2 separate regions of the Homo sapiens genome follow, and region 1 is linked to region 2. A link is a loop called in an ENCODE intact Hi-C map of the cell type or tissue named here. Cell type or tissue: GM12878. All regions are shown on one strand. Links, peaks and the distances in the headings refer to the core of each region. The heading gives the core; the rest is flanking DNA.

What was found. Hi-C counts contacts between places; a loop is a spot of excess contacts. Peaks named below come from ENCODE experiments on the same cell type or tissue, not always from the same donor. Only the 100,000 strongest peaks of a DNase experiment are listed, where the experiment ranks them.
Region 1: a loop joins it to region 2, with 4 times the contacts of the local background. A loop is called at or near these places in 4 of 110 quality-filtered maps.

The regions. Positions count from the first base shown.
Region 1 is chr11:123,578,712-123,583,100 of GRCh38, reverse strand. All of the region lies in intron 3 of GRAMD1B (GRAM domain containing 1B), which reads right to left. Among named protein-coding and RNA genes, the nearest start is that of SCN3B, 74 kb to the left of the region's middle. RefSeq lists an enhancer at 2,291-2,900 and a silencer at 3,762-3,984. In GM12878, for the core only: a CTCF peak has its summit at 2,338 (motif pointing left); no DNase peak of the experiment used is centred there.
Region 2 is chr11:123,109,913-123,114,301 of GRCh38, reverse strand. The region is part of intron 1 of CLMP (CXADR like cell adhesion molecule); the gene reads left to right. Among named protein-coding and RNA genes, the nearest start is that of HSPA8, 50 kb to the right of the region's middle. In GM12878, for the core only: a CTCF peak has its summit at 2,722 (motif pointing left); no DNase peak of the experiment used is centred there.

The DNA of each region.
Region 1 (4,389 bases), core at 306-4,305, 470 kb before region 2:
CACACAGGCACATACATACACACAGAGACACACACATATACAGAGACACACATATATACACACATACATTCACACACATACACACGCACACACTTGCGCATGCACACACACACATGCCTAAGCTCCATCTCTCGGTGGAGCTTAGATTATTTTCAGTTTTAGGGATCGCTGGGTGGGGGAGCTTTGCTCACAGATCAATACCTTAGCTCCACCCAGAGGTCTGGATCCCCTCCACCTGGTGTTAAAGCGTCCCAACCCAGAAGGGCAGACAAGAGTAGCCATGGTCCTCGAATGTCTGCTGTGTCTAGAGGGAAGGAAGCGACTACGCACAAGGGTGGGTGTGTGCCCGCGGTGATGACCAGTGGCCATGTGATCTATCTCCCCCATTCCACCTGAACTCTGTAAAGACGGTCCACCTTCACCCCCCACAGTGAAACCAGTCCACAGAGGAGCTGGAGGGGGCTGAGGGGCCTCGCGTGGGTGGGGCTGCTTCTGAGCAGCTTCGTCCTCACACATGCCCTCGATGGCCAGGATGTGACTAGAGGCCAGTAGCAAGGCTCCCAGTCCCCCTCTGCAAGGTGCTCTCCAGGGTCACTTCCCAACCTGTCACCACGGTCCATCCAGAGGCCACACCCTCCCATCTTAGCCTCATCCCCACCTCCAATTCAGAGGTCTCAGCAGGTAAAGGGCCCAAATCCAAATATTAAAAACTATTTTTTCCTGACAAAGGTGCGGCCACATGGGAGTCCGGGACCTGAAAACTCGCCTCTAGGCATTGCAGCCAAGGCTACCCCCTTCTGGAGGGGGTGGATGGGGCAAGCAGGCTGCGTCTGGCGTCTGCGCCTAGGGATGGCTCACTTCCTGCGTCCTCACACAGAAGCCCTGATCCGAAGCCCACAGGGCAAGAGGCTGTGCAGATGTTCATTACAAAAGACACCTCCCAGCAGTAGGAAGGTGCGCTCTGGGAGCTGCCGGCCCCAGCAGCCCCACAGTCTCCTTGTGCTTCCTCAAATGCAACCCAGGTCACGAGATCCCTGCTTTACAACGGAGAAACCATCTCCCAAGCTCCCAGCTCCTCGTCTCAATGCCGTGACCTTCGTGTAAGACGCTGGGAGGAAAGGGGGCAACAGGAACATGGGCTGACAGGGGGACCCCGGATGCCTGTGACTCCTCCTGCACGGGGCTCCCTCCTGCCCCAGGTAGACAGAAGCAGATGGTCCCTTTGCATGGGCTGGCACATCGGCGCTTGTGCCTTCCAAATCTATGTGGAACAAAGTGTGAGGGTCACACACAGCCTCAGGCAGGGAAGCCAGTCCTGTCTTTAACCTGATCTGTGATGCTCTTATATCTAATGTTTGCTCTTTTGTAAAGCGTGGGTAAGAACATGTACTAAAGAACTGAAAAGAAACGTGAAACATACCAAGGAGTAGGACTGTGCTGAGGCTCTGCCCTGAACCAGCAATCTCCAGGCAGCTTCTTACCTGCTGCCACTGAGGGGCCACAGGAAAAATGGGTCCCCCCTCCAGCCACGTCCAAAGCAGCCCCCGAGCCTGTCCACTGTGGGCAGGGGTCCCTGAACTCTGCCCAGAGGCACATTCAATCCCCGTGGTTCTGCATTCCCGGAAATGAGTCCCAAAGGCTCTGCCAGACGGGAAGGACCCAGACCCACAGGGGCAGGGAAGTCAGAGGAGCTGCCGGCCTCTGGGGGTGAGAAGGGGCGTCCCTCATCCTCTGGCTTTAGTTTGCTGTAGCGCCCCTACCTGGAGGACCAGGCCAGAGGGAAGGAAGGCACAGAACCAGGGAGCAGCAGTGGAGCCTTCTCTGACAGCTTATAAACACATGGATTTGGCCAAAGAGGAAGAAGGGAGTCAGGACAAAGACACAGCTGTTGGGGACATGCTCGTTTCTATCATTTTTCCTAGAAGGTCTGAAGAGCAAGCACTTAAAGGAATGCAAGGCCCCTGGAAACAGACCCAGGTTACTGGGAGGTGGTTTCCAGAAACATCTCCCACCGCGAAGGCTCCGGGAGTCTGGAAGATTAAGTAAGGTGCGGGGTGTGGAGGAGGTAGGGGGGCAGGGACTAGGAGAGCTCTACATTTAGTAGGAGTTAGAAATAAAAAACAATTCTTACTTTGATCAGGTTAAGTCTGTCATACTGGAAAGAAAACCACAAAAATTAGATTTGAAAAAAAAAAAAAAGGAAAGTCAAAGAAGGGTCAGTGCCACAGCGCCAGCGCGATGCCCGCACCGCGGTGGGGAGGTGTGCAGCAGGGCGGGAGGAGGCGCGCTTTGCCGCACCTGCTGCATAGCGCCCTCAGGGCAGGTGGGAGAGCGGCAGAACGGCCCCTCGCTCCCTCTGGTGGCCACAGGCTGTCACTACAGAGCGGAAGCTGGGCGGTAGCACAAACTCATTGGGAGGGAAGTGCTGGGGCCGGACTGCACCTAGGAGGGTCGGCCTGGACAGCACAATGATGGATCCAGAGGGGTCGGGCCTTAGCGATCACCTGGTGCCATGCCTACATAGTAGCAAATGAGGAAACTGAGGCCCAGAGAAGGGAAGAAAGACACCGTGCATGGGACCTGACCCCAGGGAGAAGCAGAGGCACTGGCCAGCTTGCCCAAAAAATATAAGGCATGGTGTCCTCTAGGGGTGGCCAGGAGACAGGGAGTGAGGTGGACCAGCTACAACAATATCAGTAAAAACAGCTATGAAATGGCTTGCTGGGAAGACATGTGATTAACCCCAGAAGATGTTCCACGGGGAGGGGCATGTCCCCATCCCGCTACCAGAACCTCCTCTTTTTGCCGCACCATCTACTTCAGGCCCTGGCCTTCAAAGAACCTAATTCCCCTACTGGTTCTTGTGTTCCTCTTCTGAAGTCTGTGTGTCCTGCACATGCACGTCCCAGGCCAATGCAATGGCTCCCAGCTCCACGTGGGATGCTACAGTGTCCCTCCTGGCACAAGCCCGTCCTCTTTTAACTCCATTGAAAGGATGGCAGGGCAAGTGTCGATGGCAATGATCAGTGGGAGAATGAGGTGGGGAAGTGGGTAACCAATGTCAGAAAACTCAGAATGTGTCTGCCAGGGATGGGCATGGCGTCCACCCAATCTCCCAGGGGAAAGGAGACCTGCACTCACCCCAGCACCTCCCTCCTCAGTTCCTATGAAAAGGCCCAGTTTGGCCCCTGATTCCTGCTCAGCTCTCAGTCCCTTCATTATGTCTCCTTTTAGCATCTCCAAAACCCCACTCAGAATTCTACCTGGTCCCTGACGCCTGTCCTGGCTGCCCCACTCAAATGATTTATCCTACCTCGGAGCTTACAGAACATCCCCAACTACTCAAGAGCCAGGCTTAGGGTGTACAGAATCTGGATGGAAAAGTGTGCAGGAGCAGGGAGTGGGGAGCCTGATGCCCCTGTCAGGCCATATCCACCCTCTTGCCAGCTGAGCCTCGAGCACCCACTAGTCCCACATCAACCAGGCCAGAGGTGGGAGGCACTCAAGAGGGGGCTGCCACAGGGCATTTCAAAACCCCATTCCCAGATATCAGATATGCCTGCACCTGCCGAGCCGCTGGAGCCCACAGAGATCTCCTGCTGGCTTCCTCGCTCCAGGTAAAGTTCCTCCTTCCCTGTCCACAGCCAGGAACGGCCATTTAAAATCCTCACAGCCAAGATGTGCATTTAGTCTAAAGATCACAGACTACAGGATTAGCCGTGTCGCCCCTTGTGCTTCCCTTAGGAAAGGGAACAGCTGTTCACCCTCCTCCTCCCCAAAGCACGGAGAGACTTGGGACTATTATTAAGTCATCCTCGGCTTCCCCTTCTTCGGGCTGCATCCCACCTCCTTGCCCCATGGGCCTTGTTGTTCCACAACACCTATCGCTCACCCTCCACTCGCTGCACGTTCTCCTGTGGCCTCAGAATTCCTGGGCTCCCGGGAAAGACTCTGGCACTGGCCACATCTCTCCAGGTTCTGCCAATGTTTGCCAACCTCCAGGCATGGGCACCCCACCCTCTGGGAGAACAGCTTTCCCCTCTGATCATGATTCAGGATCCTAAGCACACCATGAACCCCAGTCTGGGCAGTGGTTAGAAATGCTAAGGGGTGCCCAGGTTGAGCAGCTCTCGAGTGGGGAGGAACAGAGTACGCAGGCAGAGCTCCTGAGGGCGTGGCTGCTGCACCAATGAACTCATCGACCTGAACCCCTGCCCCCCAGTCAGCGCAGCCCTCCTGCCATCCTCACTCACCACTGCTGGGCAATCCAGAATCAACCACCAAAGGGGAGGGGCCTGGAGTACAACCAGATGGGGTCTCCTGCCCCAAAGGAATGAAACTAACGCCAGGCAGGGCTCTGTTTCTCGACCGCACCATGTAAGGAGGGAA
Region 2 (4,389 bases), core at 322-4,321:
ATAGGAAAGTGGAAGGGGCAGGATAAAACTAAAGGCTGAATTGAGGATTTGTCAGTGGATTTTAATTATCAACATAATCTCAATTCTTCCTGGCCATGGATCCCTAACAATCGATTATTTTCTTTTTCATAGTAAGTCTGTGTCTATTTTTAATTCCCGCCCCCTCTGCCTCTGTTCGAATCTCTCTGACGAAGGTAATAAAAGATTTAGATTTAGAAAGCGACTTCACATTTGGAACGAGACAGCGACTATAAATAGACATGTCAATGAAATAGGTTAGCATGAGATCTGGATCTCTGAGAGTCTCGGAATCAAAAGCATACATTCTTGCCTGATCTGTGTACTGGCACAGGCATTCTTGCCAGGGTGTTCAAGCAGTTGTGTGTGTGTGTTTCTGCATGTGTAAACATGAATACATGCATGGAACCATAAATAGCATATTATCAAGGACAGAATTCAGAGAGGTACCTGCTGTATTTCTGAATGGTGGAGTGATCTTTGTGGACCAGATTGTTATCCTTATCCTGACAATTATTACTGGAGAAATCAACACAAAACATTACTCCCAAATAGTCAACCCCCAGTCTGTAGAATAGCAGTGCAGCTTCCAGGCACAGTATGTTTTATTACTGACCATCCTCCTTCCCACCACCAGACTTTGAGAACCTATCAGGACGAAGGGTCCACAGTGATGTTCCGATCTGCCAAACGCAGAAGTCAGCTTGGCAACTGGTTTGCTAATCACTAAGGCTGCCATTCAGTCTGGAAGGTCATCGCCTGCCAGGTATAGCTGCTAAAATTCTAACGTACTCTTCAAGGTCTGGGATAAACATTTCTTTTACTATGAAGCCATCCCTGATCACATTAGTGATCTTCCTCCACTAAATTCCTAAAACAGTTTGACTCTTACACAATACTGACGATCGTACACTGCCTTGAACTGGGTGCCTGTTTTGTGTCTCTATTTGATTGTGATCTCTTGATACACAAAAGACAATGTCATTCATTTCTGTATCCCTGGCAGCACCTAGAATGGTAACAGGTGCTGCTCACATTTATTGAACAAATATGCACTCCAGGTTACTCACCTCTGGGTGCCAATTATTTTGTCAATGTACCTGCTAATTTGTGGTACCCACAACTGGAAGCATAAGGGGTGTTTAAGAAAATGTTGTAGCATCAGTATCCTTGAATATGTTATGATATACAATAATTAAAAATTGGGTACTGGGTGAGTGTGGTGGCTCACGCCTGTAATCCCAGTACTTTGGGAGGTCGAGGAGGGCAGATCACAAGGTCAGGAGATCGAGACCATCCTGCCTAACACGGTGAAACCCCGTCTCTACTAAAAATACAAAAAATTAGCAGGGCGTGGTGGCGGGCACCTGTAGTCCCAGCTATGCAGGAGGCTGAGGCAGGAGAATGGCGTGAACCCGGGAGGCGGAGCTTGCAGTGAGCCAAGATTGCGCCACTGCACTCCAGCCTGGGTGACAGAGCGAGACTTCGTCTCAAAAAAAAAAAAAAAAAAAAATGGGTACTAACAGACCTGTCAAGATCTTGGAACCGTTTTGCCGTGATTTCAGATCCCCAGTGACAATAAGAGAATGTAAATAACTTGATACATTTCAGCTGCCTAGTTTTAAATATGAAATTGGCCTGCAGATGGCCGAGCACAGCGGCTCACGCCTGCGATCCCAGCACTTTGGGAGGCCGAGGTGGGGGGGCTCACCTGAGGTCAGGAGTTCGGGACCAGCCTAACCAACATAGTGAAACCCCATCTCTACTGAAAACACAAAATTAGCCAAGCGTGGTAGCGGGCACCTGTAATCCCAGCTACTTGGGAGGCTGAGGCAGGAGAATCACTTCAACCCTGGAGGCGGAGGTTGCCGTGAGCCGAGATCACACCACTGCACTCCAGCCTGGGCGACAAGAGCAAAACTCCGTCTCAAAAAAAAAAAAAAAAGAAAAAGAAAAAGAAAGAAAGAAATTGGCCTGAAGGCAAGATAGTGACCAAATGACCTTCTGTGGGCCTGCCCAAGCTTGAGATTCTACATTACATATAGTCAGAGCATTCCAGGGTTTCGTAATTTACTGGCCTAGAACAAAAACTAAACTTTAAGCTTGAAAGAGCCTTCAGAGTTATTTTGCCAATTCCTTAATCTCCCTGAAGCCATTGGGGCAGACGTGTTCCGTTCCTCGTTGCCTTTTCTTATTAACTATCTAGAGGCCATAGTTGACCACATCTGATGAATTGATTTGTTTCATAATAAATTCCACAATTAAAATAAGTTTTTTTCCGAGCCAGGGGCATCACTTGAGACCCAGAGTTCAAGACCAACCTGGCCAACATGGTGAAATACCGTCTCTAAAAAAATAAATAAGTCTTTTTTGGTCTTAGACAAACAAAGTAAACATCTGCTTCAGTTGGAATAAGTTAAAACAGTGATCTTAAGTTATTAAAGTAGTGTACGTTTCTATTTCCTGGGAAAAGTTCCTCTCAAATGCCTAACCGTATTTTCTAAGATTTTCATTTTTTCCATGGGCCTTTGAACATTCAATGCACGTGGTTGGAAATTTAGCACATAACCACAAATGGCAGCAAAGTGCTTATAAGCTTAAATCCAAAGTAGTCTGTCATTCTTTGTCCATTAGAATCCTTGTTACTAAGAATAACTACCTTAAAGGTGAGGCCTGGCTAATCCTCCCTAAGTAAATTCTGCCCCCTTGTGGATTAAAAGAGCAACAGAAAGGAAAGAAATGCTGTAGTTGGATGGGCCAGTTCTTTTCAGTTCTTTGAAAAAGCGCTTCAACAATCTTGAAAAGTCCCTTCAACAATCTTGAAAAGTCATGTTAATAATGGAACAAAACTATGGCCGGGCATGGTGGCTCACACCTGTAATCCCAGCACTTTGGGAGGCTGCGGTGGGCCGATCACCTGAGGTCAGGAGTTCCATGCCAGCCAGGCCAACACGGTGAAACTCCGTCTCTACTAAAAACACAAAAATGAGCTGGGTGTGGTGGTGTGCATCTGTAATCCCAGCTACTTGGAAGGCTGAGGCACTTGAACCCAGGAGGCAGAAGTTGCAGTGAGCCCAGATCGTGCCACTGCACTCCAGCTGAGGCACACACACACAAAAACCACACACACAATGGCACAAAACTAGACCTTTTGTATAAATTGTGTAAGCGCTCACTGATGGTGACAAAATACACCGACAGTATTTTACACTTGTATTTTATATTTCGCATCACATTCAACTAAGACAGGGCCTTGAATATACTGAGCACTCATAATTATTAGTAGTTCATAGAATATTATAGTTAGAAAAGACATTAAATATTGGGTTTAACATCCACATATAAGGACCCCTTTACAGCTACTCACACACTCTCATTTGAATGACTCCAGTAATGGAAAACTCACTAAACAGTAGAGCTCTTTCTCTTATCAGACAGCGCTGTTACAGAGTCAGTCAACATATTAAGCCCAAATGGCATAAGCCCTTTCCTTCCTTTCCCTCAACTTCTCCCTTTTCCCTCACTCCTTTTCCCCATCTTTCTCCTCCTCTAAAACTAACCCACAGACTGGGAAGGAAGTAGATGCTCAATATCCGGCCCCCCTTGACTGACGCCCGCAGCTCAGGTTGTCACCTTGGTCTTTGTACCAACACCATTTTTTTTTCTTTGAGAAGTTTCGGTCTGTTGCTCAGGCTGGAGTGCCGTGTTGTGATCTTGGCTCGCTACAGCCTGCACTTCCTGAGTTCCAGCAATTCTCCTGTCTAAGCCTCCCTAGTAGCTGGGATTACAAGCAGGAGTTACCACACCTGGCTAATTTTTTTTTTTTTTTTCTGACGGAGTCTCGCTCTGTCACCCAGGCTGGTGTGCAGTGACACAATCAGGGCTCATGGCAACTTCCACCTCTCGGGTTCAAGCGATTCTCCCATCTCAGCCTCCCAAGTAGCTGGAATTACAAGTGCCTGCCAACACGGCCGGCTAATTTTTGTGTTTTTAGTAGAGACGGGGTTTCACCATGTTGGGCAGGCTGGTCTCGAACTCCTGACCTTGTGATCTGCCCACCTCAGCCCCCCAAAGTGCTGGGATTACAGGCGTGAGCCATCGCATGGGCAACACCACTTATTTCAAGGACTCCAGGAAGAAATATCCCCTTTGGAGGGATGGAAGGAAATAACTAGGCACCATAATGATTCCGTAATTCTGACCAAAGGAACAAAATGCAGTAAACCTATTACTTGTTTTGTGGCCTTTTAAATGATGGAAGGTAGCTACAATGCTGCCCCTTGGTCTTCCATCTTCATAATTTGTTCACCTATAACTGCATTAGCTGTTCCTCATATATTTTTCTCACCCTATCATTTGCCGGTCATGACT